Linked DNA regions of Homo sapiens: region 2 is linked to region 1. Evidence: read pairs that join two places in POLR2A ChIA-PET (ENCODE). Cell type or tissue: Panc1. All regions are shown on one strand. Links, peaks and the distances in the headings refer to the core of each region. The heading gives the core; the rest is flanking DNA.

Region 1 (5,372 bases), core at 184-5,183:
AAGAAATTTTATTCATACTTTTGAATTTCTATTTTACTTAATTATTCGTACTATGAGAATATAGAGCCACATGACTTTTCTTAATAATAATGGGTACTAACTAGTTCAACTCTTTACATTTCTTAATTTTAAATTTTGCTAGGCTGGGTGCAGTGGCTCACGCCTATAATCCCAGCACTTTGCGGGGGCCGAGGCGGGTGGATCACTTGAGGTCAGGAGTTGGAGACCAGCCTGGCCAACATGGTCAAACCCCATCTCTACTAAAAATACAAAAATTAGCCAGGCATGGCAGTGGGCACCTGTAATCCCAGCTACTCGGGAGGGTGAGGAAGGAGAATCGTTTGAACCCGGGAGGCAGAGGTTGTGGTGAGCCCAGATCGCACCACTGCACTCCAGCCTGGGCAACAGAGCGAGACTCCGTCTCCAAAAAAAAAAAAAATTTTTTTTGCTAAATTTTCAGCTACATGGTAGGGTAAAAAGCTTTCGGCAGCCACATTAGGAATGAATACTCCCCATTTGCAACAGTGTTACAATACAGAAAAGCACTCAGCTTCAACCACTTTTAATAAATACACTTTTAAATGCAACCCACTTCTTATGGTGGAGCCTGTCCAAGGCCGTTGCACTAAATTAATATCCGAAAAAAGAATGGAGGTTTATTCTTAAAATAGTGTATGTCACCATTTTAAGAGTTAAGAATAAATCTCACCCCATACTTCCCCTTGGTAATTATAAATAAATGAATGGATCAGCTCCTAGTGCCACCGTGCCATTACGCAGCTACATGCTATGGTCCTTTAGTCACACTGGGTCTCATGAGATAACTAGACTTCTCATCTGTACAAAGAGAGCTTGGGTCACCATCCTAAAAATGATCCCCCTCAAAATTTAAGTGATGCTCCTCATTTTGAGAATTCTAGAAGTGCTGGGCATGATATTCTTCCTAGTCACCTCACCTACCCATTTTGTTTTCTTGCTTCTTAAATGTCTTAACTTCTATTTTCATGATCCCAGGGTGCCAGCCTGGACATATCCCAACATTCATGGAATTCTGAAATCACTTACAGGGAGAGGAGATCTGAAGAGCCCATCCCAGAAAATGCTCTATGCCAACAGTAAAGACATATGCACAAAAAAGACTTTGTTCCCAAGAACTAATTTCTTTCCAAGATACCTTTTCAATTCCTCTAAATTACAGAAAGTGACATACTTCTACTTAGTGCTAAGCTCGACTTATCACCGTGGAGTTGCTGACAGTCTCCAACCAGCCAGCGTTCCTACCTTCCCTTCTACAAGAGGGGTGTGCCCTATTCCTTGAGCTAGGGTACGGGCACTCAGCAGCAGAAAGGTGGCCCATGACAGACTTGAAAGCGCACACCAGGAATTGTCTGAAACTCAGAGAATGCTGGAATTAACTTTCTTCCTGTGACCTTTAACCTAGCTGAATTTTCTTCCATTTCCAGTACTAATCGTACTTTCTTCTCACTTGCAGAATTCCCTGTTCTGTCCTGCCTGACACGTTCTCTTCTTGGTTCTTTTCACCTGAACCTTATTCTGATCTGTTACTTCCTCCTGTCCAAGACCTAAGCACTGAACATACCTCACATATTTAAATGTTACCTCCTTCAACTGAGTGAAACGGTATTCATTGCTCCTATACAACTGCTCTTTAGCCGGCCGGGCGCAGTGGCTCACGCCTGTAATCCCAGCACTGTGGGAGGCCAAGGCGGGCGGATCACGAGGTCAGGAGATCAAGACTATCCTGGCTAACACGGTGAAACCCCGTCTCTACTAAAAATACAAAAAATTAGCCAGGCGTGGTGGTGGGCGCCTGTAGTCCCAGCTACTCGGGAGGCTGAGCCAGGAGAATGGCGTTAACCTGGGAGGCGGAGCTTGCAGTGAGCCGAGATAGCGTCATTGCACTCTGGCCCGGGCGACAGAGCGAGACTCCGTTTCAAAAAAAAACAAAAAAACAAAAAAAACCCCGCTCCTTAGCCTAAACAAATGTAAAACTCAATAAGAACAGGCAAAAGGATAAAAATAAGCTTCAATTTAAGCATAAATAATAATTTAAGATGTATCCTTGATCTATTGTGCAGCCCTTAGCAAAAAGCCTTGAATCGTTAGGTGATATCTCATTAGAACAGCGGCTTAATTTCAATATTGAAGCTGCTCTCCAAACAATGAAGAAAAGCAGAAATCTCTACATTTTCTATTTCTCAACCACTCCCAGTGCTCATTTATAGGAATTACCCCTAAATTTTCCCAGTTAACCTTTCAGGGAAACACAAACCCACAGCCACAGAAAACTTTCGTCTCTCTACACTTATACTCTCTTACTTATACTCACTGCCTCTACACAGTCATATTCACTCTCTACACACTCCTCTCTTTTCCCAAGAAAGAGCTCTGTTACAGGCAGAGGAGAAAATGGAGTGCCCTAGGATACACAATGGGGCCACTGTACTAAAAGGTGGAGCTTTTAGTAGAAGTAGAGGTATTATAAATAGAACTGAAGAGGGGAAGCTTTTCTCCCTCCAATCTCTATGATCTTTATTCCTGGCCTTAGAGTTACTGTAAATCCCAGATATTGGGGCTCCTCCAACTTGGGAGGGGTGGAGGTTATGGAGGAAACAGGATGGAACCAAACCAAAAAGGCAAACTGGGTCTAGCGCTAGAGGGGAAAGAGGGGCCCTCGGAACACACAAGATACAGGCCGGTTCACCAAGGTAGGAGAAAGAACTGGAAGAGGTTAATAGCTCACTAATAACGAAGAGCATGCCATTTGTCCTTGGTGCACTCACAACACTTTTTAGGGGTGGCAGCAGCCACATAGGTGGCTGACAGGGATTCTAGTCCTCTTTTCTCACCATAACATTCCCAGGCTTCTTTCCTTTGTCCTCTCTAGTTTACAATCTAAATAGGTGCTTCCAACCTTGATTTTTTAAAATCAAAGCCTTAAACAACAACAAAAATCACCACACCCAGTTTTATGATTGCCTCCATAAAATAGACCAGGCACCTTTCCATGATGCCAGGCCAATGGGCAGGGTGTGCTAGGGTAATATGCCACTATTATGCCCTCCCTTAAAAAAAAAAAAAAAAACCTGAAGATCATCACAAATGTCTCCACTGCCTTTTTTTTTTTTTTTTTTTTTTGAGACAGAGTTTTACTCTTGATGCCCAGGCTGGAGTGCAATGGCACTGTCTCAGCTTACCGCAAGCTCTGCCTCCCGGGTTCAAGCAATTCTCCTGCCTCAGCCTCCCGAGTAGCTGGGATTACAGGCACCCGCCACCACGCCCGACTAATTTTGTATTTTTAGTAGAGACGGGGGTTTCTCCATGTTGGTCAGGCTGGTCTCGAACTCCCGACCGCCAGGTGATCCGCCCACCTCAGCTTTCCAAAGTGCTGGGATTACAGGCGTGAGCCACCGGGCCAGGTCAGTTACTCCTTAAGTATGCAAAAGCACTCAACAAAAAAACACCTCAGGGGATCATGCCTGCTGGGTGGTCTTTAAAGGAAATGGGCTACTTTCCTATACTGGAAAAAAACACCTGACAGAAAAAAAGACGCTCTAGAGTAGCTGAAAATAAAATGCCTGGCTAATGCAGAACCTGATGAAGAAATAGGATGAAGTGTAACATTCTACTGAGGTCATGATATCCCAGCATAAGGCAGAGTTTTAAATCTTGTTTCTCAACAGGGGGAGGAGTGGGGGCCAAGGAAGGAGCATCGGAATCACTAGAGACATTTAAAATACAGTCGGCCCTCCTTATCCATGGGTTCTGCATCCATGGATTCAACAAACTATGGATCAAAAACAGTCAGAAAAAAATAAAGAAAGATATAAATAAAACAATACAGTGTAACAACTATTTATGTAGCATTTACATTGGATCAGGTATGATAAGTAATCTAGAGATATATCTAGAGTAATCTAGAGGTATGATAAGTAATCTAGAGATGTTTTCAAGTATATATTATGCAATGTGCTAAGGTTATATGCAAATACTATGCCATTTTATATAAGGAAGTTGAGCAACTGTGGATTCTGATATCTGCAGGTGTCCTGGAACCAAACCCCCACAGATACCAAGGGACTACTATGTGTCTGGATCTCCCACCCCGACCTACTGAACCACAATCTCTATGGTAGGGCCCAGATAGGTGTATTTTTTTTTTTTTTTAAGTTCCCCAGGTGATTCTAATGCACACACCTGGTTAACAACCATAGTTAAAAAAATGATGAGGCCAGGCACAGCAGCTCACGTTTGTAATTCCAGCACTTTGGGAGGCTGAGACGGGCGGATCACCTGAGGTCAGGAGTTTGAGACCAGCCTGGCCATTATGGTGAAACCCAGTCTCTACTAAAGATACAAAAATTAGCCAGGCGTAGTGGCGGATGCCTGTAATTCCAGCTACTCAGGAGGCTGAGGCAGGAGAATCGCTTGAACCCGGGAGGTGGAGGTTGCAATGAGCCAAGATTGCGCCACTGCCCTCCAGCCTGGGCAACAGAGCGAGACTGTACAAAAAAAAAAAAAAAAAGATAGAAACATTCTTCAATCAAGAAAACTACAAGTAGACCAAAAAACTCAGGCTTCAGTTTCTTCATTAAATGAGATGGTTGAACTAGATTAGCAGTTGAACTAGTTATTGGTAGTGTTTGGGGGAGGGGAGGTGTTAGCCAAAACACCCTCTGTAACAAGTGAATTTTATTCAAGAAATTCAACAGTAAAACAAAAGCAGAGCTACTTTGGATGGGGGAAGGAAGGTGTGTTGAAGCTCTTCCCTCTCACCCCCAGGTCACCTCAGTGGAATCACCAAAGCTCCACAGAGCACAAGATGGTCTCTCAGAACAGCTGCAGCTTCCAAATTCTTTGACCTTCCAAACCTTGAAATCCACAATTTAAATGGCAGAGATCTTACAGTTTTTGTTTTCTTATAAACTTCATATGAGAAAATGCCCCCTTTTCTAGTGATATAGCATGCCTTGCTATGTCATCTTCTATTATTTAGAAAGACAAGTGTTATCCTCCTCACTTAAGTCATCACTGAAACCCAAGCTCCAGTTTCCTGGAAGTTTTAAGCTCAGAAAAGAAGCCTAGACACAAGAGGGCATGCAAAATACAGGTTAGTGTTTGCCCCAGGAGAAGGAAGAATGGGACCAGAGGGGCACAAAAAAGACTTTAAATGTAGCGATGTTGGTTTTGTTTTGTTTTGTTTTTAGAGGAAAGGGAAATATCTCAAATGTTAACATTTGTTAGTTCTGGAATACAATGATGTTTGTTGTACTGTTCTCTGGACTTTCTTGTAGCATTTTAAGATTTTCAGAATTAAAATACACACATACACACACACTTGTTTATTAGCA
Region 2 (5,372 bases), core at 294-5,293, 440 kb before region 1:
ACTTTGGGAGGCCGAGGCGGGCAGATCACCTGAGGTCAGGAGTTCAAGACCAGCCTGACCAACATGGTGAAACCCCATCTCTACTAAAAATACAAAAATTAGCCGGGCGTGGTGGCACATGCCTGTAGTCCTGGCTATTTGGGAGGCTGAGGCAGGAGAAGCGCTTGAACCTGGGAGGTGGAGGTTGTAGTGAGCCGAGATTGTGCCATTGCACTCCAGCCTGGGTGACAGAGTGAGACTCCGTCTCAAAGGAAAAAAAAAGAGAGAAGGGGGCTGAGAAGGGAGGTCCCACTGGGCCTGGAGGCCTGGACCCAGCCCTGTCCAGCATCTCCCACAGTGTCTGACGGTGCCCCCATGACCCCCACAGACCCTCAACTGGCTCCACAAGGAGCCTCCGTCCTCCCAGAAAAGTTAGGTTTTTTAAATTTCCATTTAAGCTTTTTATCACATTCTTCCCTTACTGACTTGATTTCCCCCTTTCATTCCCCCTTCCTGTAAGCTCGTCTCATTGTCATTCTTTCCAACAAACCTGAAACTAAAAATAGCTAACATTTCACACGTTATCTTCTTGATTCCTATCAAGCAGCTCATGATGCCCCTATCTTTCCGATGAGGAAAGAGAGTCATCCAGGGCAAAGGACTTGGCCAAGGTCACCCAGTAGGCAGGGCCCGTGTGCCTTCCTGCCTCCCGGGTGCAAGGCCCCAAGGCTTCGCCGGCTCTGAGCCTCTGAGTCACTGGAACAAGGCAGAGCCAGGTGGTCTGGACTGTCACGGAAGCCTTCCAGAAAAGGAGGCCTCGAAGCCTAGGGGCGAGGAGGAGATTCTGGTGGAGGTAAAAGCACCTGCAAAAGCCAAGCAGTGGTCGGCTGGGTGTGGTGGCTCACGCCTGTAACTCAGCATTCTGTGAGGCCGAGGCGGCAGATCACTTGAGGTCAGGAGTTCGAGACCAGCATGGCCAACATGGTGAAGCCCCGTCTGTACTAAAATACAAAAATTAGCCAGGCATGGTGGCACACACCTATAGTCCCAGTTACTCGGAAGGCTGAGGCAGGAGAATCACTTGAACTTGGGAGGCAGAGGTTGCAGTGAGCAGAGATCGTGCCACTGCACTCCAGCCTAGGTGACAGGGTGAGACTCTGTCTCAAAAAAAAAAAAAAAATAGGCAGTGGGCAGGCCTGTGTGGCCAGAGTGAGGGCACAGTGGACGGGGCAGGAGTCAGGGCCCTGCTTAAGAGATAGGTGGGTGATGAGGGGGAGGAAGTGGATGGGGCTTACGGGGCTCACCAATGCCAACGAGGCAGGGGCTTAGGATCAGGACTGGGACAAGCATCTCTGGCAAGAGCGCCTCATGAGATAGCCTGGATGGTTGTTCCTTCCAAGAGAGCCTAAAAACCCAGGGGAACCAGCTTCCCTTTTCAGCTCTTCCCAGGGTCAGCTGCTCCGCAGGGAATCTTATCTTTAGCTGGGACCTCCAGAGACTCTGGGTCCCCACGCTGTCTTCCTGAAAACCCTGTTTACACAAGAGTGTCAATGACTCATCCAGCTTCAAATGTAGTGCTTCCCAACTCCAGCTGTTCAGAAGAATCATCCTCCGTGGATGTGTTTTATGTGTGTGTGAAGGTAAATTGTTTTCTTTTTTCTTTTTTTTTTTTTTTTTTGAGATGGAATCTTGTTCCATCACCCAGGCTGGAGTGCCATGGCATGATGTCGGCTCACTGCAACCTCCTACACCTCCTGGGTTCAAGTGATTCTCCTGCCTCAGCTTCCCAAGTAGTTGGGATTACAGGCGCCCACCACCACGCCTGGTTAATTTTTGTATTTTTAGTAGAGACAGGGTTTCCTCACGTTGGTCAGGCTGGTCTCAAACTCCTGACTTCAGGTGATCCACCTGCCTAGGCCTCCCAAAGTGCTGGGATTACAGGCAGGAGCCACCGCGCCCGGCCTTTGTTTTTATAAAAATGATATATGGCCTGGCACGGTGGCGCATGCTGTCTCTACTAAAAATGCAAAAATCAGCCAGGCATGGTGGCGCGTGCCTATAATCTCAGCTACTTGGGAGGCTGAGGCAGGAGAATTGCTTGAACCCAGGAGGCGGAGGTTACAGTGAGCCAAGATCACACCACTGCACTCCAGCCTGGGCGACAGAGTAAGAGTCCATCTCAGGAAAAGAAAAAAAAAGATGTATGCTGGCTGGGTGCAGTGGCTCACGCCTGTAATCCTAGCACTTTGGGAGACCGAGGCAGGTGGATCACTTGAGGTCAGGAGTTTGAAACCAGCCTGGCCAACATGATGAAACCCTGTCTCTACTAAAAATACACACACAAAAAAATTGTCTAGGCGTGGTGGCGTGCACCTGTAATCCCAGCTACTCAGGCACCTGAGGCAGGAGAATTGCTTGAACCTGGGAGGTGGAGGTTGCAGTGAGCCGAGATCATGCCACCACACTCCAGCCTGGGCGACAGAGAGAGACTCTGTCTCAAAAAAAAAAAAAAAAAAAGATATATGCTAACTCTCAAACAAAACAAGCAATTCAGAAAAGTACAAAGAAGGAAGTAACAAACTCCTCCCATTAGAATGATATCTTCAGGCCGGGTGCATTGGCTTGCACCTGTAATCCCAGCACTTTGGGAGGCTGAGGAGGGTGGATCATAAGGTCAGGAGTTCAAGCCCAGCCTGGCCAAGATGGTGAAACCCCGTCTCTACTAAAAATACAAAAATTAGCTGGGCGTGGTGGCGGGTGCCTGTAATCCCAGCTACTCGGGAGGCTGAGGCAGAGAATTGCTTGAACCCAGGAGGTGGAGGTTGCAATGAGCCGAGATCGTGCCACTGCACTCCAGCCTGGGCGACAGAGTGAGACTCCGTCTCAAAAAAAAAAAAAGAAAGAAAGAAAGAAAAAGAATGATATCTTCATGAAGGCAGGGGTTTCATCGGCTCTGTTCTCTGCTGCACCTAAAACTTCTGGTGCTCAGTACATGCTTACTATAGCCCGTTATTCGTGTTAACCTTGGGGAATGCCACCTACACAGAGAAGTTTGGAGAGATGAAGAGGGATAGGAAGGTTGGGGCTCAGAAAGTGATACCCCAGACTGGGGCTCTGACATGCTGAGGACTGCAAAGCTGCCTAACCTTGTCTTGTACCCTCCCTACCCCCGAGTGGAGGGAGGGACTCTTCCTGGAATTCCTTATCTGACTAAGAAAGTTTCTTTCCAAAAGAATTGCAAAACCAGGTACAGCAGCATGCACCTATAATCCCAGCTATTTAGGAGGTTGAGACTGGAGGATCACTTGAGCCCAGGAGTTTGAGACCAGACCAGGCAACATAGGGAGACTCCGATCTCAAAAAACAACAACAATAAAAGAATTGTGGTTGTCTCGGCCGGGCGCAGTGGCTCATGCCTGTAATCCCAGCACTTTGGGAGGCCGAGGCGAGTGGATCACCTGAGGTAAAGAGTGTTTGAGACAAGCCTGGCCAACATGGTGAAACCCCATCTCTACTGAAAATACAAAAAATTAGCCGAGAATGGTGGCACGTGCCTGTAGTTCCAGCTACTCGGGAGGCTGAGGCAAGAGAATTGCTTGAACCTGGGAGGCGGAGGTTGCAGTGAGCCGAGATCGCACCATTGCACTCCAGCCTGGGCAACAAGAGTGAAACTCTGTCTCAGAACGAACAAACAAACAAACAAATCCAACTTTTGTTCCTTTGCAGTTCCGCCCTCACCTTCCCATAACTTGTCCCACTCAGCTCCCAGTCATTTGCTAACCACTGTCTGAGCACTGAGCCTATTCATTTCTCCATTTTTCCTCTCCTCAACCTTCTGGCCCCTCTTTGAGTTCATATTTTGCATGTCTCATGTGCATGTAATAAGCCTGTTCTTTTTTCTCTTGTTAACTTGATTTTTGTAATAGAGGTGCCGGTCATGACCCTTTACATGGGGAGAAAAGGGATCACCCTCCTTCTGCCCCTGCAGTTCAGAGAAAGGTAAGTCCAAACAATTTTAGATTAGATTGCACCGTACCAGTTCTATTTTAAACTAAATATATTCTATTTTACTTGAGTTTAACAGAAAAAAAAAAAAAGGCAGATCAGGTGCTATGGTTCACACCTGTAATCCCAGCACTTTGGGAGAACAAGGTGAGAGGATCCCAGGAGCTTGAGACCAGCCTGGGCAACATAGTGAGACCCCTGTCTCTACAAAAAAATTTTTAAAAACTAGCTGGGTGTCAGCTGCGTGTGGTGGTTCACACCTGTAATCCCGGCACTTTGGGAGGCCGAGCCAGGCAGATCACGAGGTCGGGAGTTCGAGACCAGCCTGGCCAATATGGTGAAACCCCGTCTCCACTAAAAATACAAAAAATTAGCTGGGCATGGTGGTGCGCACCTGTAGTCCCAGCTACTCAGGAGGCTGAAGCAGAAGAATCGCTTGAACCCGGGAGGCGGAGGTTGCGGTGAGCCGAGATTGTGCCACTGGACTCCAGCCTGGGTGACAGAGCCAGACTCCATCTCGAAACAAACAAACAAACAAACAAACAAACAGACAAACTAGCTGGGTGTGGGAACATGTGCCGCCTGTAATCCTAGCTACTCAGGAGGCTGAGGCGGAAGGATCACTTAAGCCCAGAAGTTCAGAGCTGCAGTGAGCCATGATTGTGCCACTGCACTCCAATCTGGGCAACAGAGTGAGACCCTGTATCTGAAAAAAAAAAAAAAAAAAGGCAAAAAAACCCAGAAAACTTGCTGAATCTTAGATAAATATTTACTTTCCACAAGAGCTATTACTTCATAATGAATTCCTCATGGTTAAGAAAAAAGATTATGAAATTAATTAAGACATTGGAGTCTTGGGGTAAAAACTCAGATGTTTCACTTTGAGCAAGATCAGTCATTTCTTGCGATAAAAAAGGCGACCACTCCCCTCAAACATCCTCCCTCTTCCTCTTGCCCACCCCAGCTCTGATTTTGATGCTGATATTTTTACTTTGTCAAGGTTTATTTATTTTTATTTTTATTTTATTTTATTTATTTATTTTTGAGACAGAGTCTAGCTCTGTCACCCAGGCTGGAGTGCAGTGGCGTGATCTCAGCTCACTGCAACCTCTGCCTCCCAGGTTCAGTCTGGTCTCAAACTCCTGACCTCAGGTGATCCACCTGCCTTGGCCTCCCAAAGTGCTGGGATTACAGGTGTGAGCCACCACGCTCAGATTTTGTCAAGGTTTGTAACACTTTTACTTTAAAACCATAATTCTCCCAGTATTTAGTCTTTTTTTTTTTCTTTTTTGAGAAGGAGTTTCACTCTTTCTGCCTGCAACTTCTGCCTCCCGGGTTCAAGTGATTCTCTTGCTTCAGCCTCCTGAGTAGCTGAGATTACAGGCGCA

Evidence for each region. Peaks named below come from ENCODE experiments on the same cell type or tissue, not always from the same donor. Only the 100,000 strongest peaks of a DNase experiment are listed, where the experiment ranks them.
Region 2: POLR2A ChIA-PET joins it to region 1 with 27 read pairs; 4 of 35 experiments call an interaction of 5 or more read pairs at or near these places.

Annotation. Positions count from the first base shown.
Region 1 is chr15:90,391,923-90,397,294 of GRCh38, reverse strand. All of the region lies in intron 2 of IQGAP1 (IQ motif containing GTPase activating protein 1), which reads right to left. Among named protein-coding and RNA genes, the nearest start is that of IQGAP1, 6.4 kb to the right of the region's middle. RefSeq lists enhancers at 1,265-1,764, 1,765-2,266. In Panc1, for the core only: no CTCF peak of the experiment used is centred there; no DNase peak of the experiment used is centred there; H3K27ac peaks cover 2,369 bases.
Region 2 is chr15:90,832,631-90,838,002 of GRCh38, reverse strand. No RefSeq gene overlaps it. Among named protein-coding and RNA genes, the nearest start is that of FURIN, 33 kb to the left of the region's middle. In Panc1, for the core only: no CTCF peak of the experiment used is centred there; no DNase peak of the experiment used is centred there.